2 separate regions of the Mus musculus genome follow, and region 2 is linked to region 1. A link is a loop called in an ENCODE intact Hi-C map of the cell type or tissue named here. Cell type or tissue: gastrocnemius. All regions are shown on one strand. Each heading gives the region's core, and the rest is flanking DNA. Links, peaks and the distances in the headings are about the cores only.

Region 1 (12,526 bases), core at 2,728-10,727:
GTCTTGGGGTATCTTGTGCCAAATTCAAGGTCTTTTCCCTCCTGCCTCACCCTCCTAAGGGGTGAGATTGTAGGGGTGTACCAACACCATGTCTGCTTTGGCTTTTGGAGACAAAAATCCTTACCATATAGTTCAGTCTGTCCTCAGACTTGAGATCCTTCTGCCTCAGCTCCCAGAGTTGAGGATTAGCAATGTTTGCAACCATACCCTGGAGCCAGCTACTTTTTTCCCCTTGTTGCCTTAATGGCTTGTGATTTTATTGAATATTTAATGCTGAAAATACACAATTGCTTTGTTTGTATGTCAGTTGCACTGAACACAAATTTTGTTGCTGATCTAGTTGCTTAGTACGTCCGAAGCTTAAGGTCCTTCGGTTGATGGTTATGAGGTATTTTGAAGGCATTTTTTTTCTTATGTTGCTTTGAGAGATGAGATGGTGAAATAAACATAACCTACATGGGTTGTCTTAGGGTTTCTATTTCTGTGAAGAGACACCATGACCAGGGCAACTCTCATAAAGAACAAGATTTAATTGTGGCTAGCCTACAGATTCAGAGGTTCAGTCCATTATCATCAAGACAGGAATCATGGCGGCATTCGGGCAGTAACAGCTGGAGAAGCTGAGAGTTCTACAACTTGTTCTGAAGTCAAACAGTAAAAGATTGATACCCACATGGCTAGGAGAATGGTCTCAAGCCCACCCCCACAGAGTGTCACATTTCTTCCAACAAGGCTATACTTCCTCTTAGTGCCAATCCCTGGGCCAAGCATATTTAAACCACCACATGGGCTGTGAGTATGGATCGGTGGGGAACCCTTGCCTAGCATGGGCTGTCCCTGGGATTTCTTCCCGGTACAGCAAGTACAAACAGACTAGATGAGTACTGTACAAAGGAGAGAGTACTGGCGTTTATAATCTTGGTTATTGAATCATAGCAAAGAAAAGCACAAAGCAAAGGAAGATTCCAAGAAGTCACTGAAAAGAGAAGGAAATGCCCACAAGAAGTTCAAGAGAAAGTGGAGACAGAAGGGTAGAAAACAGACACTCAGAGCCCCAGGCCTGGGTATGAAAAGGACTCAGTCCCAGTTGGAGATAAGATTTTCTTAGAAAGGTTAGAGCCTGCCTTTGTTGGGACATGAAAGGTTGATGGGAGAGAGAGTATGATGGGGTGACACACTGCCCTGGGCTATGTGATGGACACCAGATGACATAATATCATGTAGGAGCTCAAAACTCTTCCTTCTGCTCTGCCTGGGCAAATATGGCCTTCAGAATCTGGAGATAATTCTATCACAGATCCTGAAAAATGCAAACCAAAAACCACCTAGGGAAGAGCATTTCCAACAAGTAACTAGGTGGTCAGCTAGGGTTGTTGTGATGTTGATCTGGGCATCTCTACAGATGCCAAGTGGAAGAAACAGGTCCCCATGGAGGAGAGGGGATTGGCCATCTGTGGAGTACCACACCACGTTGTATTAAGGATGAAAGGACCTGCATCTCACATGGCCTGCATCTCATGGATGGAGTGTACAGTGGCAAGACATTATTCCTCCGTGCCCAAGGTCATACTGTAGAGGAGGGTGAAGCTGAGCCTCCCCCCCTTACATCACACTGAGCATCGTCTGTTTATTGAAATCTCACCTAGGGCCAAGTTCTTTATATATATTCTTTGAGCTATAACAGGGCTGAGCCAAGTGCTTAAAGTGTCGGCATGTCAGCATTTCAGAAACCTGCCACTTCCACATGACCCCAACACCTAGAGCTAAAATTGGACAGGAGCTGGGAGCTCAGGCATCTCTTTCCTTTCCTGGTGATTTCATGGTGTAGGGGAGGGAACACTGAGTGGGCAGAGTCCAGAATAGGAAATAGGCCCTTAGCTTGCATTCATGTATTCTGTTCCTTATATCCACAGCTGTATTTAAGACATACAGAGCTCAGGAGTGAGAGTGGAACTTAGTAATAGAGTCTGTGCTTAACCTATACAACTTGGAGTCAATTTCCAGAACCACTCCCCTCCAGGTGCTCTCTCTCTCTCTCTCTCTCTCTCTCTCTCTCTCTCTCTGTATGATGTGTATATTTATTCTCATAAAAGTAAGACATAATACAATTTAACTGTCTTCTGTATTTGTAAAAACATTTTATTAAACATTTATTTTTTCCATTTTTTATTAGGTATTTAGCTCATTTACATTTCCAATGCTATACCAAAAGTCCCCCATACCCACCCACCCCCACTCCCCTACCCACCCACTCCCCCTTTTTGGCCCTGGCGTTCCCCTGTACTGGGGCATATAAATTTTGCATGTCCAATGGGCCTCTCTTTCCAGTGATGGCCGACTAGGCCATCTTTTGATACATATGCAGCTAGAGTCAAGAGCTCCGGGGTACTGGTTAGTTCATAATGTTGTTCCACCTATAGGGTTGCAGATCCCTTTAGCTCCTTGGGTTCTTTCTCTAGCTCCTCCATTGGGAGCCCTGTGATCCATCCATTAGCTGACTGTGAGCATCCACTTCTGTGTTTGCTAGGCCCCGGCATAGTCTCACAAGAGACAGCTACATCTGGGTCCTTTCGATAAAATCTTGCTAGTGTATGCAATGGTGTCAGCGTTTGGATGCTGATTATGGGGTGGATCCCTGGATATGGCAGTCTCTACATGGTCCATCCTTTCATCTCAGCTCCAAACTTTGTCTCTGTAACTCCTTCCATGGGTGTTTTGTTCCCAATTCTAAGGAGGGGCATAGTGTCCACACTTCAGTCTTCATTCTTCTTGAGTTTCATGTGTTTAGCAAATTGTATCTTATATCTTGGGTATCCTAGGTTTGGGGCTAATATCCTAAACATTTTTATTAAAAAACCCAACATTTTATTAAGTCTTTGATTTTTAGGAAATTTGAAAATACGATCATTTTTACTACATTTTGTGTGTGTGTGTATTTGTGTGTGTGTATACATATGCACATACATGTGTGGGGGTCAGAGGACAACTTGCAGGAGTTGGTTCTCTCCTTCTACCATTTCGGTCCTGGGGACCAAATTCAGGTTGTTCAGCTTGGTAGTAAACACCTCTATCCATCGAACCATCTTACTGCCCTTAGAGTCATTTTTAGTAAAGACATTGCTGCGTAGAGGAAGGAAACACACATTCATTGTGTGCTCATGATATGACAAGTGCTTTAATCCGATCACTTTGTGGAGGCAAATATTTATTTTATGTTTTATTTTCTGTTCACTTTACAGATGAGGAATGTGAGGTTTGAAGTCATTATAAGAAGAGCAGGTAGCAGAAGTAAGGCACTTGAATTTCATTGGTTAGTATGAAATTTGAGTAGGTTTTGAGAGCATTATCAGACAGTCAAAGAACTTCCTTTGAAACAAGGTCTTGCTGTGTCTCCATTCTTAGGGGGAAGGGGCTACCCTTATGGTATCTTATTTAGGGTTTCTATTGCTTTGATAAAATACCATGATCAAAAGCAATTTGGGGAAGAAAGGGCTTATTTCCCTTTATTTTATTTGGGGCAGAAAGAGAGTGGCAGGTTTAAAAAATTCTGACATTTAAGCACATGGCTCAGTCCTGCTATAGCTCGAACAAAGGATATAAAGAACTTGGCCCTAGGTGAGATTTGAATAAACTGAGACCATGCTCGGCGTGATGTAAGGGGTGAGGCTCAGGCATGGAGAGGCTGGGGTTTGACTCTGAGCTTAACCCTCCTCAGTGCATATTCTGTCTGTGAGGTGTTGGCTGTGTGAGATTCAGGCTGTCTCATCCTCTGCACAATTCTCAGGTTTCATACTCCTTCACTGAGGGAAGTCAAGGAAAGTACTCAAGGCAGGAACCTGGAAGCAGGAGCTGATGCAGAAGTCATGGAGGCGTGCTGCTTACTGGCTTGCTCCTCATGGCTTGCTTGGCCTACTTTCTTATATAACCCAGGACCACCAGCCCAGAGGTTAGCTGGGAACTTCCACATTAACCACTAATTAAGAAAATGCACCATAGACATGCCTATAGGCCAATCTTATAGGGGCATTTTGTTAATTAAGATCCCCTCTTTCTAGATATGTCTAGGTTTGTGACGGGTTGACAAAATCCAACCAGTACATTTGGGATCAAGAGAGCTATGGCCTAGCCTTCCCCAGCCAGTAACTAGAGGGCAAGACACAGGAATCATTGGAAAGTAGTGCAAGGCTGGTGGATTTTAAGAGGCAGCTTAAGCCTCTGTTGTGATTAGTAGAACACGGTCATAGGTCACAGATAAGACCAAAGGGCTGAGTCGGTTGAGGAAGGCTTTGTTGGGAACTCTGCTGAAACATCGCTCCAATTGTTGAAGAGGGTCAGGGTGAACTTATTAAGCTAAGATCAGAGTCTAATTAAGGTAAGATCAGAGGAATGGCTAATATGCAAGGACTATGAGATCTAATTCAATTCTGTTTCAACTTTCCCCTTTAAGTCTTGCTCTCTGGGAGCTAGTAGCTTACTATATTCATCACCCCTTACCCCAGGTGGTTAATTGGACTTACTTTTTGGTCCTAGTGCCCCCAACTGGGCCTTTGCTCTTGACCTCCTCTGCCTGAGGGTTCTGTAAGGCTTCAGTGCCATGTCCTCAAGGAATCCAAGCCTGGTTCTCCTCTCTCCCCACCACATGCTTCTCTCAAGGAGACCCAGGCATAGCTCGCTAGCTGTATTATACCTCAGACAACTTTGGGTTTGTGCCCCTCGCTGTATTCGACACACTTGGTATGGCCCTGCATCTCCTTTAGGCAAGAGTGCCTACCTAGCCTTATGCCATTCACCCAGGAAATCAATGGTATGCAGTTAAAGAAACATCTCTAAAATAGAAGGACACACCCTCTCGGCAAAGGCTGCAGCTGATTGTCTGAATCCCATGACTTAAACCAACATGCCCTCTCTTGGTTTTGTTTTTGTCTTTTGAAGACTCTCTTAATTCTGATTCCTACTTTGGGGAACTAAAACAAACAAGCAAACAAAAAAGATACCTTGAGAGGTGAACCTGAGACTATTTATAAAAAGAATTAACAACATGTCTATAGCTGTTGAGAATGAGAACCTGGGTGACAGCTTTGACATCTCTCAGCAAGTAGACTTTCTTTGGTCTGTCTGGTGTTGCCTCTGTTCACGTACCAGTCCTTAGATTACAGCCAAAGATGGTGGAAGATGCTGGATTCTGAAGTAGCAGGTAGTTTCTCTGGGTCTTCTTCAAGGTCTAGACTGAAATCCAGGTTTGTGCTAGGCTGTGATAGGTGTCTTAGTTTGGGCTATTATTGTTATGACCATGACCAAAGGTAGGTTGGAGAAGAAAGGGTTTATTTGGCTTAGGCTTCCACATTCATAGTCCATCACTGAAGGGAGCAGGGCAGGAACTCAAATAAGGAAGGAACTCAAATAAGTCAGGAACTCAAATAAGGCAGGAACTTGGAGGCAGGAGCTTGTGCAAAGGCCGTGGAGGGGTGCTGCTTACTGGCTTGCTTCTCATGGCTTGCTCAGCCTGCTTTCTTATAGAACCCAGGATCACTAGCCCAGGGTGGATCACCCGTGATGATGCTGGGTCATTCCCTATCAAATCTCTTAGTAAGAAAGTGCTCTAGAGACTTGCCTGCAGCCCAATCTTACAGGAACATTTTTCTCAATTGAGGCTCCCTCCTCTCTGTTGACTCTGTCTTGTATCAAGGTGACATAAAACTAGCTGGCCCAGGATGCAAGATTTGGACTTCTCTAAGGCATGGAGAAAACAGTGTGATCAAAAGGGTAGCAGAAATCCCATTCTACACAGACCACCTTTAGATTTCATCTTGAGCTCAGCCCAGTTGGAGTCACACAGTATTTAAGGAATAGAGTGAAGCAGTCATAGAGAGAGAGAAATTGGAAGGAGCTCTTTTTCCGCGGTGTCTGTGACTGTTTGAGATAGAAACAGACTTTATAGCTAGGGAAGGAAAGTGGACCGGAGGAGATGGGAGCTTTTATTGGTTAAACCTCCTCTCTATTTGGTCTTCCCTTGGCTTGAGAGCACAAGGAACATGAAGTAGAGTTAGTTAGATGCAGGACTCTGGCTCTGGCTCATGAAAAAGGATGTGAGTATGAAGTTCCTGCCGCATTGTTTAGAGACGCCAAAAGTGGGAAACAGCCTGATTTCCACCAATAGAAGGCAGCCTAATTAAATTGCTTTATTTTATACAATGGGACACTGTGCAGCTGTGAGATGCAAAGAATGAGGAAGCCATTTATGTGCTGGTGAAAAAAAAATACTTTGAAATATTTTATCATGGGAATAGAGTAAAATCTGGAACATGTATGGTATGGAGGGAAAAAAAGAATATGTATTATGTTAACTCCATGCATGAAGGGATGCTAAGAGGAGCCTGAGGAAGTAGTGCCTGTCTGAAGCCCTGGGCTCAGTAAGTGTATAAATGGGGCCCTGCCATGCAGGCTTAAAATCCTAGCACTTAGGTAGGTGGAGGCAGGAAGGTCAGATGTTAAAGATCATCCTCAGCCACATAGCAGGTACGAGGCCAGTTTGAGGTTACATTAGAGCCTGTCTGAGAGAAAATAGCACACTAAAAATAATACAGTGAGGTAGAAACGATGGTGGTTACCACAGTATGTGGAGACAGAACATGGAGAAAGATGGAGGTTTGGGGGATGAGTGGGGCAGAAGTCTTGTTATTGGTTATAATTCCACACTCATTTTTATTTTTTTCTAATTTTCTGTTTTACCTGCATGTATGTCTGTTCTCCATGTGTATATAGTACTGAAAGAATCCAGAAGGAGCCATCAGATCCTCTTGGAACTAGAGTTACTAATATCTGTGAGTCACCTTGTGGGTCCCCTGTATGAAACCAGGTCCTCTACAGGAGTTACAAACGCTCTTAATGGTGGAGTCATCTCCCCAGCTTCTCCTCTGTCTATATTCTTTTGAGTTTTGAATAATGTGATTGTGTGACTGCATGATCTGTTTATAATTCACATCAAAGAATCATCCTGACTCTGCTACTGTTATCAGCTTTCCTTGGTCAAGCTTTTAAACAGTTGTTAGTCCAAGTTTTGAAATCAGGGAAGATGGGCCCTAAGCTGTGAGTGTGGGAGGGTGGGGTGGGGTGTGGGGTGGCTCACTAACATTGCCAGGCCATTTCCCTTCCTTAGACAAGTGCCTAGGTCCCCACCCTGGGCAGGACTGTGATTTACTGGCTCACATTTCTCCAGACATATTTCAGGAGTCAGTTCTGCTCCCGACACTTGAGTCCTCCCCCCACAGCTCAGAATGTTCCCTGAGCTTGAAAGTTCAATGGCCTTTGAACTCCTTTTGTAGGTGGGGCAGCTTCTAGAAACCTCTGTTTTATTTCCCTGTTGGTTGATTTCTCCCAGAAGAGTGTGGGGATGTTAGGACAGAACAGAGTGTTCAGGGTTGAACAAAGCCCTCCCCCAGACATGTACAGGCCTTCTAGGTCCTGGGTGAGGGAACCAAGGGCAGCCTCTAGTGGCTGTTTCTAGATATGCGTCAGAACTCTGGGAGCCTTAGGAACTGGAACTTGCTCCTTTTGAGAAGGCCAGAGAGAGCTGTTGAGTCACAAATGGGATGGCAAGACCGGGTGACATTATTCTGTGAAGCCTTTACCAGAGCCATGTGTGGTGCTGGCCTGTAAGTCCCGCATTTGGGAAGCAGATGCAGGGGGATTTCGAGTTCAAGGTTTGAGATACAGCTACATAGCAAGACTCCGCCTCAGAAATAAACAAAATGTTTCACCATGAGCCATGGCTAGGTCAGTAAGTACTCAAGTCAAGCTGAGCCTGTGTTCTGGACTGTGAGTCCAGAATCAAGACCTGACCCGGAATCTTATCTTTCTATCTGCTTGTCTTCCTCCTTCTTTCCTTCCTTCCTTCCTTCCTTCCTTCCTTCCTTCCTTTCTCCCTCCCTCCCTCCCTCCCCTCCTCCTCCTTCTTCTTTCTCTCTCTCCCTCCCTCCCTTCCTCCTTCTTCTTCTTTCTTTCTTTCTTTCTTTCTTTCTTTCTTTCTTTCTTTCTTTCTTTCTTTCTTTTTCCTTTCCTTTCCTTTCCTTTCCTTTCCTTTCCTTTCTCCCTTCCTTCTTAGCTGCAATCCTAAAGCCCAAAGCTTCTATTCTACACTGGCTGCTGTGTGGGTGGCTACATTCCTTGCAGTTTGTAACTCTGCATAAACCAGGGCACTGATGTTTGTTGGATGAATCAAACCAAGCCAATTTGGATGCGCTGAAAGTGAACCTGAAGTTGGAACTGCGTCATCTACCTTAACTTGTTTCCTAAGTTATTTTAAAAATAATCTCTCTCTCTCTCTCTCTCTCTCTCTCTCTCTCTCTCTCTCTCTCTCTCTCTCTCTCTCTCTGTGTGTGTGTGTGTGTGTATTAGGCAGGCTTGGTAGTACATGCCTCTAATCACAGCACTCAGGAAGCAGAGGTAGGCAGCTCTTTATGAGTTTGAGGCCAGCCTAGTATAGCTAGTTTTAGGGCAGCCCAGACTACATTGTGAGACATATACTTTTTGTTTTCTTATAAAAATTGATATTGGGGATATTGATAGTTGATATTTGAATTGCTGTATTGGGGATATTGATTAGATCAGTTTTTCTCATTTAATGGGAGATAACATTTTTGTTTTCTATTTTAAAAAATAAGCTAAGGTGATGGTTCCTTTTAGAGGCTGAGGCTGGGGGATTGCTGTAAGTTCAAGGTCATCCTGGGCTATAGAGACAGACCTCATCTCTTATGTTGCTGTTCAGCTGCTGGGTACAGTGAACCCCTTTGGAACATTTAAAAGTGTCTTTTTACATGACATTTACACCCCCCTTTTCTACACATTCCTTTACATTTCTACAGTGCAGGCTACCATCCACAGCCTACATCTCTTAGAGAAACTGTATATCATGTTACATGATTAACTTTGCTTCTGTCTTCAGCTGCCCACTTTGAAGTTTTATCTTGACTCATAAACCCTATCAGTGAGCTTTGCCTCTGAATCACTCGAAGATCTTGGTAAAATGAAGAGATTTGAGTCAAGGGGTGGGGCTGAGACGCTACAATTCTAAGGAGATGCCAGCTAGTGACAGCTGTGCTGTTCTAGATTCTGCACGTCGAGGATGAGGTCATTTAAAACCAAGGACAAAAAGGTTCTGAGAACAGGGACTGCCAGCAGTGAAAACCAGTCTGGCTGCTGTGGGCGGGTCCTGCTGAAGGTGGGGCCGCTGCTGAGGGCAGGGGCAGGAGTTTTGCTGGTTGATGTTGGCCAGCTCTTTCCAATGCACTTTTCCGTTTCTTGTAAATGTCTTTTGTCTTTCCTGGGTTGGAGACAAACCGAGAAAGCCAGCCAAAAGCCTAGCGGAGACAGGATTTGTGGGTAGCAGATGCTTCTTCAGGTGTCCTGAGCTGAAGGAAACAAGGGTACAGTAGCCAGATGTGACCTCCGAAGTCTGTGTGTGGGCACCGGGAAACAGCCAAGCCAGACTTTGGTTATCTCTAGGTCTTGGCTTTCTTTTCCCAACGTGACAAGAGAGGTGGCGCACATGTGCATCTGCAGGAAGTATAAACCCCTAACTCCTTTACCTGTGTTTATTAACTCAAACAGGACTTCTTTATCGAAGCACCATTGACATTGGGGGCTGCATAGTATTTCCTGTAGAGAAGGCTGGGTATCCTACGCTTTACGGAATGCTTAGCATCGTCCATGGACTCTATCTACAAAATGTTGGTAACACCTCTAAGTTGTGACTACCAAAAATACAAACATGGCGCAGATGTCAGCGTGCGTGCGTGCGTGCGTGTGTGTGTATGTGTGTGTGGTGTGTGGTGTGTGGTGTGTGGTGTGTGGTGTGTGGTGTGTGGTGTGTGGTGTGTGTGTGTGTGTGTGTGTGTGTGTGTGTGTAATTGCCCCAGTCTATGAACCGGTGGTATTGGATAAGGTAGAGAAGAGCTGCTCAGTTCTATTGTATGTCTACCCTTTTCAATTTTACCTACTCGTCTTTCTAAATTCCATCAGATGTTCTGCTTCCTTAGTTGGCTTTTTAAAAAATGACTTGTTTTTTAAACATCCATACATGACTTGTATGGATGTTCTGCTTGTGCACGTGCGCACACATGTGTGTGTGTGTGTGTGTGTGTGTGTGTGTGTGTGCGTGTGTGTACACCTCATGCCAAGGGAGGTTAGAGGAGAAAGCTGGATCCCCTGAAACTGGGTTTGTGATCTACCATGTGGCTGCTTGGAACCAAACCCAGGTCTTCTGGAAGGGCAGCGGGTGCTCTTAACCACTAGGCCATCTTCCCGGGTCTCTTTAGATTGATATTTCTCTCTCTCTTTCTTTCTTTCTTTCTTTCTTTCTTTCTTTCTTTCTTTCTTTCTTTCTTTCTTTCTTTCTTTCTTTCTTTCTTTTTTTTTTTTTGTTTTTCGAGACAGGGTTTCTCTGTGTAGCCCTGGCTGTCCTGGAACTCACTTTGTAGACCAGGCTGGCCTCGAACTCAGAAATCTGCCTGCCTCTGCCTCCCGAGCGCTGGAGCAAATGAAATTCACAAATAAATGAGGCAAAGATATATGCAGGTTTGTAACTTATGCTTCCTCTAATATTAGTGTTGGCTACCAGAGACAATGGGTTGAAAATGGTTCTAAGAAGAACTGGCAGGTGGGTGCCAGTATGTTTGTTGTGGGCTGTTTATTTGTTTGCTTGCTTTGTTTGTTTGTTTGTTTGTTTTAAATTAACCACAGATTGCCATATTCCCTTACACCTCACTGTTCATCTTGCTTTCAGTGGGACAGTAGTCATAGACTAGTGAAATAATAGTTTGGCTCTACTTGAAACTCAGCTACACCACTTAGCAAACATGACCTTGGAGGAGTGAGACCATTTACCCTCGTTCCAACTTAGAACATGCCTGAGCTCTTCATTTCTAGATGTACAAATGTGAAAGTTAAATAAGATAAAAAATGAAATGTATCTGAATTGTATTTGATTTATAGGCAGTGTTTAATCACTGACGAGTATTTACACACCCTTTTTGCTCTGCGCTGTTTTTGTTTGTTTGTTTTGAGACAGGCTCTCCTGTAGTTCAGGCTGGCCTCAAACTTCCTCTGTAGGTGTGGATAACCCTGAGCTCCTGGTCTCCCTGTTTCCACCTCCCAGATGAGGGAATTTCAGGTGGGATCTGCTGCTCTGGGCTGGATAGTTACTATTTTTACTATTTACTCATCTAATAAGTTAATGGCCTGCTTGTCTGTCAGGGTGGAGACTACAGCCCTAACTGATTACCTGGATAATTGCAGAATTTGAAATGTGTTTAGAAGGAAGTAGTAAAAAGCTGGGAGAATTGAGTGAAGGTAGACATGGAAACCTCCGAACTACACCCACTGAGGGGAGAATGTGGATGAAGGAAGAAGATACCGCCTGTGAAGAGACTCATCGGGAAATTCCATTCATTCTTAGTGAGGTCCCTGGCCCAGCACCGGGAGCACCAGCTGGCAGTTTGTCAGATATGAAATTAGAAAAACCAGCCCCTTGTCCACACTTGATCTCTGGGCGGGGCATCCAGGCCTTCAATGAGTTTAGTTTTGTTAGTTTTGTTTCCTATCTATTATGGATTTTAAAATCTGTAGCAGAGACAAAGCAGCAAAGAAGAGGCGATGCGGAACAACTTGAGGTGGGACCAATAAAAGCAGAAATCAGATGACAACTGACAGGATGGTAAAGCCCAAATAGTAAGTCTAGATTTGTGCTCTCTTTAATATCAGTGTTGGGCAAATAGCCACAAACTCTCTTAATGCCTTGAGGGTTATTACTTCACATTCTAAAAGTAGATATGTGTAATGTTGGCTTACTCCTCGAACCAAATTTAACTTTCATGTTTTCTATTTAAAACTACAATGGTATGAATTTCAGAAAGATTAAAAAACATAACTTGATGTTTCTAAAAAGCTCTTTTTATGAGTGTGTGTGTTTGCAACTATGTGTGTCTATGTTACAATTCTTCAGGAGCTAGAGTGGATTTCATCCCTGCTGTGAAATTAGAACAGTAAGTCAAAGGATTGACTTCCGGTTGTGCTGACTCATTAGGGAAGCACTGTTAATTTATTTTTTAACCTCTCAGTCCTGTGTGTGTGTGTGTGTGTGTGTGTGTGTGAGAGAGAGAGAGAGAGAGAGAGAGAGAGAGAGAGAATGAGTGTGTATGTGTGTGTGAGTGTATGTATGTATGCATGAATGTATGTATGTGTGTATATGTGTGAGTGTGTGAGAGAGTATGTGAATGTGTGTGTGAGTGTATATGCGTGATTGTATGTGCATGAGTGTGTGTGTTAGGCTGTGAAATTATCCTCAATTGCTCTTTCACCTTATTCAATGGGTCATTGTCTCTCACTCAAATCTAGAGTTCTCGGATATGGCTAATATCATTAACCAGCTTGCTCTGGGGACTCTGTCTCCACATTTCCAAGGCTGGAAATACAGGAAGGCTGCCATTCCGCCCCCCCTCTCGTTTAAGATTTATTTATTTATTTTATGTAT
Region 2 (12,526 bases), core at 1,745-9,744, 320 kb before region 1:
CTTAATGTAGCTAACGGGAACTCACTCCTTGTGGGCAGACAGACTGGCCAGGAACCATGTAAGAGAAAGAAGGCACAAGGCAGTGCTGCCAGGCTTGAGTGGGCATCAAAATCACCTGGAGGGTCTATAAAACACATGCCACACGGCTCTGCCACAGTGTCTGACTCACAGGCCTAGGTGGAGGTCTCAGAATCTGTACATGTACTGACTCTCCCGCTAGATGCTGAAAGCACTGCTTTGGTTAATGTGTCACAGAGGTTCCCATGAAGTCAACTCATAAATAAGTACCGCTGCATTATTTATGGTAGTAGCTGGAAGTAATTAAAACACAATGTATGCTCATGAAGTATAGCATGCAACAGCCTGAAACAACAGCCTACAATAACTCTGAAAATGACAGAGTGAAGAAATAATATAGAAGCGTAAGGCATCATTTAGTGCACAATGTCATAATCTAATGTATCAATGTACAAATCAACAGTTTTTCAAAGATATACATGACTATAAATATAGCAGCTTTTTTCCCAAAGATATACTTGACTATAACTACAGCAGGTCAGAAGGCCATGCCTTAATATACTACACAGAAATAAGAGAATGGGGAATGAAAGAAAAATGCTGCCAACCTAAAGGGAAATCTTTACAAGATGGTAAAGATCAGTTTTGCCTTGTTTTTAGATTTAAAATGTACTCTGTATGCACGTGTCCACAGACGTGCCACAGAGTTCACATGGAAGCCCGAGGACAACCGGTAGGAGCAGGTTTTCTCCTTTATCATACAGGTTCTAGTGACTATACTCACTTTGCCGGCTTGGAGGCAAACTCTTTTATTTTCTCAGCTCTCTTATCCAAGCCAAAATAGTGTTTTAAATTGAAATGTACGTGTGTGTGTGACGACTTGTGGACGCTGGTTCTCTTCTGCCATGTTGGTCCTAGGGATGAGCCCAGCTAGTCAGGCTTGGAAGCAGATAGCTGTACTTGCCTGAGTTACTTTCCTAGGCCCCAGACAGGTTTTAAAAGTGTGAATGACAGAATATAATTTACTCAGTTTTGTGTAACATTTGAGAACCCTGGGAAAGAAAACAACAAAAGAATCATTTATGTAACTTCCTGGGCTATATTAAGTTTAACCAGTAATATCTCATTTGAGTCACACTGCTCTGGGGTACTAAAATCAACCATTTTCTTTGGTGCTGAAGAGGAGACTGAGTTGCACACGAGTAACTTGCTCACACATATGAACTCCAGTCCACCTCTCAGCTGATGCACACACTCTGGCAGATACCTTCAAGAAGGATTCGATGGTGTAATGCAAGTTGTTGGTCATTAAATGTGGCAGAAGCTAGTGGCCTAGTGCATTACAAAATAGGTCTAGGCTCTTGCTAGGTAGCGTAGGCTATCCTCAACAATCCTGATTAAGAATGACAAGCAAGCAAAAGCATCAAGTCTGGAATACAACATCTGAGTACACGTCTGAGAGCTGAAGCTACTTACACTTGTTTCTCATGATGACTGTGGGCAGCGATGATGTATCGTGGGCCTGGAGGCTCCCTTTTGGCTGCTAAAGAGAAAAGAAGGTAAAGAGATGCAGATCACACTGAAAACTCATCTTCCATCAAGTCTCCAGAAGCCTGGAGTCAAAAGAGAACACTGTGCTGGGTCAGGCCCGCTCCACTAGCTATCCTTTGCGCTCACCAAGAGCTGCAGATAAGCGGCTAGGTGTATCCCCAGACCCATCCCAGGAATGTTTGTTGGTCATCTGTGTAGGCAAAGCATTAATCCATTTTCAGATGATCTAAGTACTCTCTCTTTGCTACAGATACCAAAGCTGTCTGCAGAGTTTTTTCTGGCTTGTAGAAATTACCTGTCTGTATCTCCAATGTACTGTCAGTTAGTAAAGAGATCATTATCTGTGCCCTGTTCATTTCTGTTTCTTTGATGACTAGCCTTTGTAAAGTGTTACAATCTTAGGTAGGATGCTAATTTTAGTAATATTTTGTGAGAACACGCACAAAAATACTTTTGACAAATTACAAAGTGAAGCATTTACTGTGAAACAGATCTCTAAGAGGAAGTAGATCACTTCCAACTGAAAATGCCTCCATATAGATTATAATGATATACAAAAGAGATGCCACTCTCTGCCACTGTCCTACAGAACCCCATGCATACAGTCTTATCAGACAGTGAACACCACAGATTGAGTGCATGGACAGATGGTGAGTGACAGAAGCAGTAGGGAGATGCTAGAACGAGTGGACATCTGGGATGCATTTCCCATTTCAACAGCAGCCACCGAGCACCCACTGACTGTTCTCTGCTATCCAGTCTTTCCAATTTTAAGACTCTATCGCATACCGGACACTATTCGAGATACTCAAGTCTACTATACTAATCCATCAGAGATTCCTGCCTGCCTGCCTATGTTCTAGCGGGGGCAAGGTACAAATCTTTAAAAAAAAAAAGACAGAAAAATATGGTCCCAGAGGATTTTGAACACTATGGAACAATGGAAAGCAAGCAGGCTGAGGGGAGCTAGAGTGCTGGGTCACAGGTAGCAGCACCCAGGAGCTGAGGGTTGGAGAAGCTTCCAGTTTTGGGAGAGAAAAGAGAAATCGAATTGGTATTATTTTTAAGTCTTTTCATAAACTAAAATTTTAAAGTACAGCGTGAGTCAAAATATCCATCACTGAGCTGAGAAGACCCAGGCACAGAGGTTAGCTATTTTCATACTAGTCCAGCATGGCCCGGAGTGGGGTCTGAGGATGATCAGTATCATTTGGGAACTCCTCAGCAAAGCGAACTCCTCAGCCCACTCCAGAATTGGAAACCTTTTGGGAGAAGGGCTATAGCAGCAAATTTCTTTAAGTAAGATCCTTGAGATGCTGATAAACACTCAAGACTGAGACCACTGTGATAAGTAACGTGGTTACTGATGGGCATCTGTGTAGACATACCCGTATTCTGAGGAAGAAGTACACTTTATGTATGGCTGACAATAGTGACATAGTCACATAGGCTATCCAAAAGGCATGGTTTCACGCTCATACGGCACCAATATTGGTACTTGCCATTCTTTCATTGTATCATCTCTGCTATCTATTATGTACCTTTGGAGAAAAAACCAGATAGGTTGGTTCTAACTGGAGGAGATCCCTCCCTCTCCCCATCACACATCAAACGCCTCTGATTTCCACCTGTTGCCCTCATGCTTCTAGATGGGGAAACGAGGGATTCCAGTAGCAGAGGATGTGTGTACAGCTAGTTAAGTCAATCACTTAAACAGAAACACAGAGAAATGGCCAACACATGACATTTCTAAAAAGCACTCATTTTACTTAAAAATTCTGTGGAGACAGGGTTTCACTGACAAATTGGCTAACATCAAACCAAGGAACTCCTCAGTCTCCCAAGTCCTGGGATTATAAGATTGGTCTCTGGCTCAGCATTTTCTTTATTCAATGTCTCAAATTCTTGAGTGTATTAATCAAGAAGGTGATTGATCATTTTAATAAGCAACTATGTTTAGATTAATTTGTTTTCAAATTTGTCACCAAATGATTAAAACAAATAAAAAATACCCACTACAATCTAAATTCTAACATGTGGAGATTTTACTTTTTTTTTTTTTTTTTTTTTTTTTTTGCTTTGATTTTTGAGACAGGGTTTCTCTGGGTAGCCCTGGCTGTTCTGGAACTCACTCTGTAGACCAGGCTCACCTTACATATAGATATCTGTCTGCCTCTGTCTCCCAAGTGCTGTGATTAAAAGTGTGCAACCACCATGACCAGCTGATTTTGGTATTTTTAAGCCCATGGATCTTGAGTATTCTAACAGCTAGAACTATCTTACCTTCATTTTGACCTTTGCACAGGAGGCTAGATTTTCTCTGCAGCCTTTGTGGACAAAAGCACCACAGCCTGGAAAGGAAGCATAAGGAAGGTCACAACAAGAAACTGATAGACCCTGGACTCTGCTACTCACTACTGCTGCAAGGAGGTGACAGAGCATATGTGCAGGAGTGCACACACACACACACACACACACACACACACACACCCACACACACACACATACACACACCCACCCACCCCACAGTACCAGTAACCAAAGCACATTTTATAGTTCTTTACTAGGAAACAGATGTATTTGTGATTAACCAAAAGAAGAAGTCAGGAATTTATTAGACAGGAAGCCTGAGAGGCTGTCAACACTAAAATTTAAATGTCTTCCATCTAGATGTCTACAGGGCCCAGAAAGCCTTGAGCTGAACTAACATGTAAATCTCCTTTTTCAAGAGGAGGTATCTGAAGAAACCATGCAAGCATCCAAAGGAAGAAAACAACCAACAGTCCTACCAAGCTATGGTGCTTATGAACCAGCATAGTATGATAACCCTATGGGTACATTAGTGACACACAAGACAGTAGGAGTAACCAACAGTTCACTATTTGGACTTAAGAGCTACTCACCAAGGTGGAAACCTAGGCAATTATGGCTACTGAAGTCATGGATCTTGAGGGAGAATCTACAACCACCATTTTACTAAAACCAGCAAAATTCCTATATTTTAAGTATTTGTCTTTACACTCATAGGTATCAGTGTAGTCCTTACCCCTCATCAAGGAAACTCCTCTTTGCAAGAGACAGAGCTCATCACAGAAAACTATAACCAGCCAAAATACAGAGCTGTGGAGCTCAGTTCCAGTGGATACATTTACAAAACAACTCCCACACCTAAGGCAAAGGAACATTGCCCAAGACGAGGTGAAAGATTCTAATAGTCTGAAGATCAGGGAATTTGCCATGAGATTGTGTTCCCTAGGATGTCAGAAGATATACCCATAAAAATCTCACCAACATGACTTTCTAGATATATGCTGAACAAGGACAAAAACAATACACAAGCTAATGTGGACAGGGAAAGACCATGGAAGATTCAACCCTACACAAAAAGCTACAGGCAACTAAGGAATGCTGAGAACTAAGGAAGAGCACGTTGACTGGTTAACTAATATCAAATAGTCAACCATGAAGGCATACATACAAGTAACATTCCTGAGCAGGCTACACTTATATATCTAAGAGCATGCACACATCATGCAAGTACTTCTAAGAACAATTATTGAGAAAAAGAGGGCATGAACTTGAAAGAGGAAAAGTATGTGAAAGAGTTAGGAGGTTGGAAAGTGAAGAAGGAAATGACATCATTATAATTTCAAAAGATAAAAGAAATATCCTGAGGTCTCAAATATCCCGAGCTTTTGTACCCAACTCCCTGAGTGAGAAGCCATGTAAGAAAGGTTAACTACAAATCTCCCAAAACACCCCTGAGAAGCCTGACTCAGGAGAACATGGGAGAGTTCCTGAGACAAACCAGATTCAAATTTACCAATGACACATTTCATCTCAAAGTATTTTTAGTTTTCTATTCCCGTGGCCTACAAGGGCCACTGATGTAAAAACCATGCACTCTGGGCCTCCGAAAGGTCATCAGCTCTTCCTGCTGCAATGAAGTCATAAAAACAGGCTGTGCCAAGAGGCCAGAGGCAAAGCACAAACAAGCAAAAGATCTGTCTTTGGGGACAGCTGAAGAGGCGTGTGTCTCCTGGGAAAGGCTCACTCAGGAAATCAGACAGCAGTTCACTAGGTACGGTTGCTTCAGGGAGTACCACAGACCTTGTTCTAGCCAACAAGGTCAAGATGCTTTTGGACTTAAAGGCTTGGACTTATGGACTGTGGGGTAAGAGAAACTTGCCACTGTGAAGGAGACTGCCAGATACCTAGATCTGAAGGCCTTCCCCATTTCTTCTGAAGCAGTTGTTACTGCAATATCTGCTTGGTTCACAGATCCCTTTCTGAACACTAGCAGTCACACAGCACTGGGATTTTGTGAGGTTTTTCTCCTGTTCTGAGGATCTTGTACTCTCTGGTGCAGTACATGGATCATGATTGTCTATTCAAATATCTATGTATATATAGACCCACAGTCTATTTGTCTAAGCCAAACGCCCTGACATAATCTTCATGACTACATATGAGAGTTGCTGTGTCAACTTATTGACATGTAAAAGAGACTAGGACACATGGCAGGCAAACCAAATTTAATTTAAGTCTAATTCTGGTTACCACCATGAGCCCCGAATAAGTCCCTTCTCCTTGTGCTTTGGTTTCCAAGTCTACCGGACAAAAGGCACCACACCCTCATTTTAAGTACTGTGAAGACATGGCAATGTAGAAACTCATCATCTGAAATCGATGCAATTACTTTGGAAAGTCATTTAACAACATCTAGTGAGGTTCAGTGTGTGTCACTTTTATGAATTAGCACTGAGACTAGTGCCATACACAAGGACGCAAGGATGCCCTTGTGGCTCTGTCTGAGTCAAAGTGGAAATAGCCCCGTATCCTAAGCAGCAGAACAGCTTGAAGTATGTGTGAAAGACAGTACCACAGATGAGCTAAATGCCAGTATCTACATCTATGTGCTCAGTACTTCCGTTCTCTACAATAGAACACTGGGGAGAATAAAGCAAACTGCAAAGTGAGATGCACAGCAACAGCAAACCAACCACTACTACCCAGTTTTGTTCATATGAGGGAACTGTGAGCCACAGATGACATCAACGCTTACTTGGAGGGAAGAAGGAAGACTGACATAGGGAAACAAATTCAATTTTAACTGTAAAGGTGTATTTCTTTAAAAATGAAGGATGAAGTACTGTGTCAAAATGTTACACACCCTTTCTTCCTTCCTCCCTCCCTTCCTTCACTGTGTCGATGGAGGTCAAACCTAGTGCCTCATACAATATAGGCAATCACTCTATCACTGAGCTATATTTTTACATTTTAAGTTGAGGTCCAAAAAGTTCCTACTGCTATTATATTATCCATGTATAATATTGTATTAATAGCTCTTACTTAGAAAACCACCAGTGTATCAAACTGTATTACCCCCAAAAGCTCCTTAGATTCCCTTATCATTTGAAAATAGTAATTTACCATATTTGCCATCCATTATACTGAAATGCTAATTTCAGTATCACAGTTACGAAATGCATCCTTTCTTTTGTTTTACTCTGACTCTATCATATCCAGGGCTTGTTGGGCGGGCAATAAGAGAGGATATAGGTTTGAGAACTTGGCACTAATTCTGATCTGTAAATGTGACAAACAAAAACAGTCCTGACCAAAACTGCTTCCAAGCTGTTCCCTCCTGCTCCTTTCCTTCTAGATTCAACAACCCTCAGAAGGTTAAGTAGTGCTGCTTTTTAGGGGTGAGGGGAATGGTACTTTTGAAGAGACATTGGCAGTTCTCATGTTCTTAGACCACTGTTTGAGATTTAAGAACAATTCTACTTCATGAGACACAAAAGTAGAAATAGCATCCTGAATGTGCTTCCAGTAGAACTTTTCACAGAGATTCACGGTTTCAGTTAACTGTCATCAAACCTACAACCTAGCTGAAATTTTTATTATGCCCAGGATTACAGCCACAAGTCGTAGTGATAAGCAGTTCACATGGCTATCTGTTAACCACACTGAAGTATCTACTGGAAAAACACTAAATTTGTCACCAAGTGGTCCTAGACACAACACATAGGACAACGGTTTTAGTGCTAGGTGTGAGTGAATTAGTAATGGTTAGCGCCACAGACAGCAGCCAAAGTCATGGGATTTACAACTGTACTATCTGTTTTAAAATAGACAATTAAAAATATAAGACACGAAGGCATGTCTAGTATATTTTTAAGTACACTGCCACAAACCATACTGTGTTGTTAGGAAGACGAAAGAAAACTTGCCAGGGCTCTTCAGAGAAGCTGGAGCCCACACTTGGCTGCAGACTGCCCTTTGCCTCTAAGTACTTTTCTCTCAATGGCTGTGCTTAAATCTATGCTACACCTTTTCCTTTTCTTTCTTTTTTTAAAACAAACTTCAACATTTATCAAATGTTCATAACAAAGAAAAAGCTGATTTGGCCTTCTTTATATTTAAAACAGTGCCTAAGAGCAGTAAGTGGGATGATTTCATTATTTCAAAATTCTTCAAAAAGTCACAAAGTACAGTGGTTCACAGGCTTAGAGCTGACCCTTAATCATATTTCTATGAAATTAAAAGCCAATAGCTCAGCTTGCATCCACCCATCCATTTATCTGCCTCCCTCCCTCCCTCCCTCCCTCCCTCCCTCCCTCCCTCCCTATCTTCTCTTACATGAGAACATTTAACAAAAGAAAATGGAACAAATTTGCATGCCTGGGAATGATTTTTTTTTGTCATATCATCCATGATAGATCTCCGGGGAAACATTATATATTACGCATTTTCTTTTTCAGCAGGAAAACTGTCATATGCAGCCAGACTTTTGAAGAAAGGAACATTAAAGCACTTTAGTGCATTGTTTTGTCTACTAGCAGCAAAAATCTATGTGGAAAAAAAATTGATCCTTTTTAAGGACACATGGCCGTTAAGAACAAATAGAAACATTTTCCTCCTATGGGAAAATGGAAAACTCTAATTCTAACAACAAGAAAAGAAACACCCCCCAGAAACAAAGCCAAACCAACCAACCACACAAAATCCAACCAACCCATGGAACTAACAGCAACTCAGAAACACATGTTCCAGGATTCTTTCTGCAACTTCTTGTTTAAAATCACTGGGGACTTTTAGGCGCTGTCTGGTCTGGACTGATAGTACTTGTATGCAAAAACCATGTGAGACGTTCTTAGTAGCCAGTGTTAATAACCACAGTGCTGATGTTCAGAATGAGAGAAAAGCCACAGAAAAGAGCTAAGCCACTTTGGCTAACTGCTCCTCACAGCAGTTTTTGAAAGAACCTTGGTAAACAGAGAGAAACAAAGTGTTCTTGTTGATAGAGAATGGACTTTATTGCTCAAACTACTTACTTTCTTTTCTTCTAAATAAAAGGATCTTTTCTTTAGGCAATTGTTTGTGTTTCCTATCTCACAGAAGCAACGGACTGGTTCTAAATTCAGAAACCATCCAGTTACTGAGCTGCTGCTTCTGAAGAAATCCAAAGGAAAACCCAACCATCATGCAGGTCTAACTAATGTTTCCTACTTAGGGTCCAGTCAGTCTGGTGTTTACTGTCTTGGTCAACAGAAATAACTCACCACAAAAGCACCCAGAAGATGCCAACACAACAGAATACAAACCAACAATAGTCTCAATGTCGTTTTACATCTGTTAAATGCAAACAAAATAAAACCGCTGGCAAGATTCAAAACTTTGAATGTAACAAATTCTTTAATCTGAAGGACTCCACTGAGCTTTCCACAAAATAAACTATTTGTGGCAGCCAGAGAGAACAGTTGATTATCCACAGATAGCTTTACATGGTACAGAATGAAGAACTGCAAAGACATTTATTTCTCCACTAACCCTAAACCAGGAGTACAGTTTGGACCAAGGGAAAAAAAGTCCCCCTAACATTTCTGCTAAATTCATTTACTTTGAAACATTCCCAAGCAGAGGTTTAGGCTTTCTGTTAAACATAGAAGCAGACTGTGAGAGCACACAGATGCTGTACCACCCACCAGTTTTTGTGGCCATTATCATGAACACTTCTGTGTTATTCCACAGCAAACTGCACATAAAGTGGTCTTGTTGATCAAGAAAGGATCTTTTCTTCAGGCAATTGTTGTGTGTTCTGACAGACTGGTCCAGGGTAATCTTGTGGTCTCAGTGAAGATGACTTCACTGAAAAGTCCATCCTACCAAACTATTAGTATTTGCAAGTAGATGGATACTCGGATGTGCAGATGTCAGGAGTAAGTCACTGCAAACCATCAACATACATCATCTCTGTCATGTCCTATACTTGATCCTTCTAAATCACAAGCCAGAGCCTGAGAGAGCAGCTGTCTGGGTTATTAAGACCTACCCAGTGGTCAGACAAAATGGGTTTTTATTAAACAAAAAGAAAAGCCACTGTCTTCTAAAAGCACAGTGGTTTCCCAGGAGGTAGGTGACTAACTGCAGGGATGCTACATTTCCTGAGAATCCTGGGAAGATCCTGAACATGAGCTGGGAGGAGGGAGGGTGGAAGGGTGAAGGGAAAAGACAAAGGATTCTGAGTCCCTGGATTACTCATATCTCCCGCTTCCTGCAAAGATAATAGATGGGGTTTTATAATACAAATATGCATAGCAGGCCCTGTCTGTCAGAAGTCAGGAGGATCAGGCAGTTACCTTCATGCTTGTGGAAAGACGATTACATACTGTTCCATTGCTTTTAAGCCTCTACTCCTACAACTCCCCCCCACCCCCCAAAGAAGCAAGCCGTACATGGGTATACACAAACTTTGCTGCAACCATCAAATGATTAAACTCTTCCACTACTACTTCTAGAGCACAGTAGTAGCTGTAGCTAAACCACCGAACTCCTCCCTAGGTTGCTGATGTGGGGTGACTGCAAACGGAAAATGTATTTCTGGACCTTGGTTGCTTACTGGGGTAATAACAATCCCTGATCCTTTCTGTTATGATCCTCTAGATGCTGTCTGTGATGTAAGATGGAGCAATGATGTGGGTAGATTTAAAGCAGGGACAAGAAGTCTGCTGGAGCTGGCAAAGACACTGAGTCTGTCTAGAACATCCGTAAGACTAAGTGCATATTATCCTAGTATCCGCCACGCCAGTCTCAATGATTGGTGTTAACTGAGCATCTAAATTTACTAATAAAACGTGGAAAATTATGAAATGAAAGAAAATGTTTGGTGGGTCATTTTGTGTGTGTGTGTGTGTGAGTTTTATGTAATTCTTTAAAAAATAGTACTTTCTTTTTTTTTGTTTTTTTTTCCGAAACAGGGTTTCTCTGTATGGAAAAAATAGTTCTTTCTAATATGAACAACCTTGACCAAAATGTGTCACAGAATTTTGAGTTATAGTATATATTTTATATAATAATATGCTATCTGTAGACATTACTATACATTTATACATATATGATATATATGATGTATATATATATATATATATTATATATTTTGAGAATATATAGAAATTTAAAATATCTGTGAACATGACCTTTGTTGAATTACTTTCCATGTGTGTGCGTGAGAGTGTGTGTGTGTAAGAGAGGGTGAGGAGAGATGGAGGGGAGGGAAGTGGAAGGAATGAAGGGAAAGAGGGAGGGAGAGAACACGAGTGAGCTGCCTTGTTTGAGACAGGGCTCTTTGTTGTTTGCGATTGCCCACAAGCTTCCGGGGATTCTCCTGCTTCCAGTCATTTCCCATAATCCCTTGGGTGATAGATAGGTCATGATACCACACCTGGATTAATAAGGGCTCTCAAGATTCAACTCAAGTCTTCACAAAAAAGACTCAGAAGAGCCAACTCCTCTGCCCTTGTTTTATTTCCAAACATTTAAAAATCACAGTTAAACCTATTTATGCTGGGTACATTATGGCACGTGTGTGAAGGGCAGAGGACGAGCTCTTTCTGTCATGTGGATCTCTAAGGATCCAACCAGGAGGTCAACAAGTATCATGATCTGGTGAGCCCTTGTTGCGTTTCTCTTACAAAGTCTTGCTATGTAGCCCGGGTTGGCCTTAAAACTCATGGTCCTCCACCTGCCTCAGCCTTCTATGTGTTGGGATTACAGGTACACACCACCACACTCCATACCACCACACTCCACTGTCATTACTTTTAGGATTTAATACTAAGGCTGGCAATATACTTCAGTGGTGAAGTGCTTTTCTAGCAAATGGGAGGCTTCAGGTTCAATTCCCAGTACTAGTCCATAAAGACATGTAAGCATATAACCAGTGAGTTAAATATGAAAAGCTTTTGGGAACCATAAAATTTCCTAGAAAACAGAGCAGCTACTTCTTCTTTTATAAGCAAATATAAATCTAAATATGCTGATGATACAGACATTTGAAATATCTGAAAATTCTCTACAATGATTCTGCAGGTGAAGTTTTATGTCTGCTCTATTGTTTAACCTTGACCTTCCACTACAGAGACTATTCACTTAGCCAGTTAGTCATGTGTATCTATCTGCTAGTTGCTCCTAAGACTGGTTTGCTTCCATCTGTGGCATCTATGGTTGTACTGTTTGTTTTTAAGTTGTATTGCTTGACTAACAGGACGCCCACCTTCCCACTCCCCATCTGGGGAGTCTCTGGGCATGCTGTCTGTCCACAGAGTAGTTCTGTATTTTGCTTCAGTTGGGGATCCTCGTGGTTTCACTATTCCTACATTGGGTTTCACAAAACATCCTGTATGACTGCTTAGCTCACAAGTTACAGTCCATCAGACGGTAGAAACCCGAACCCCAGATTTATTTACAGTACAGTTCCAATCAGAGTCAGGGGAGGTTGACAGGCTGCTGCTTCAGAAGGTCATGAAATGCATAATATGCATATTTTCTATATCCATAGCCTTTAAAACTCTTGGCTCTACTCAGGTGTCTCAATTTCCAGCTTTTATTATATATGCTTTGCTTTCTTTCTTTCTTTTTTTTCTTCTTTTCTTTCTAAGATGTATTTATTTTA

What was found. Peaks named below come from ENCODE experiments on the same cell type or tissue, not always from the same donor. Only the 100,000 strongest peaks of a DNase experiment are listed, where the experiment ranks them.
Region 2: it touches region 1 in a loop (2.1-fold over the local background); 4 of 42 quality-filtered maps call a loop at or near these places.

What each region holds. Positions count from the first base shown.
Region 1 is chr7:75,394,328-75,406,853 of GRCm38, reverse strand. No RefSeq gene overlaps it. Among named protein-coding and RNA genes, the nearest start is that of Gm46017, 37 kb to the left of the region's middle. In gastrocnemius, for the core only: a CTCF peak has its summit at 7,491; a DNase peak (open chromatin) is centred at 7,500; H3K27ac peaks cover 2,941 bases.
Region 2 is chr7:75,709,164-75,721,689 of GRCm38, reverse strand. Akap13 (A kinase (PRKA) anchor protein 13) reads right to left here. Exons shown (of 37, transcript NM_029332.1): 18 at 3,853-3,920; 19 at 1,495-1,561. Among named protein-coding and RNA genes, the nearest start is that of AU020206, 67 kb to the left of the region's middle. In gastrocnemius, for the core only: no CTCF peak of the experiment used is centred there; no DNase peak of the experiment used is centred there; H3K4me3 peaks cover 385 bases; H3K27ac peaks cover 6,001 bases.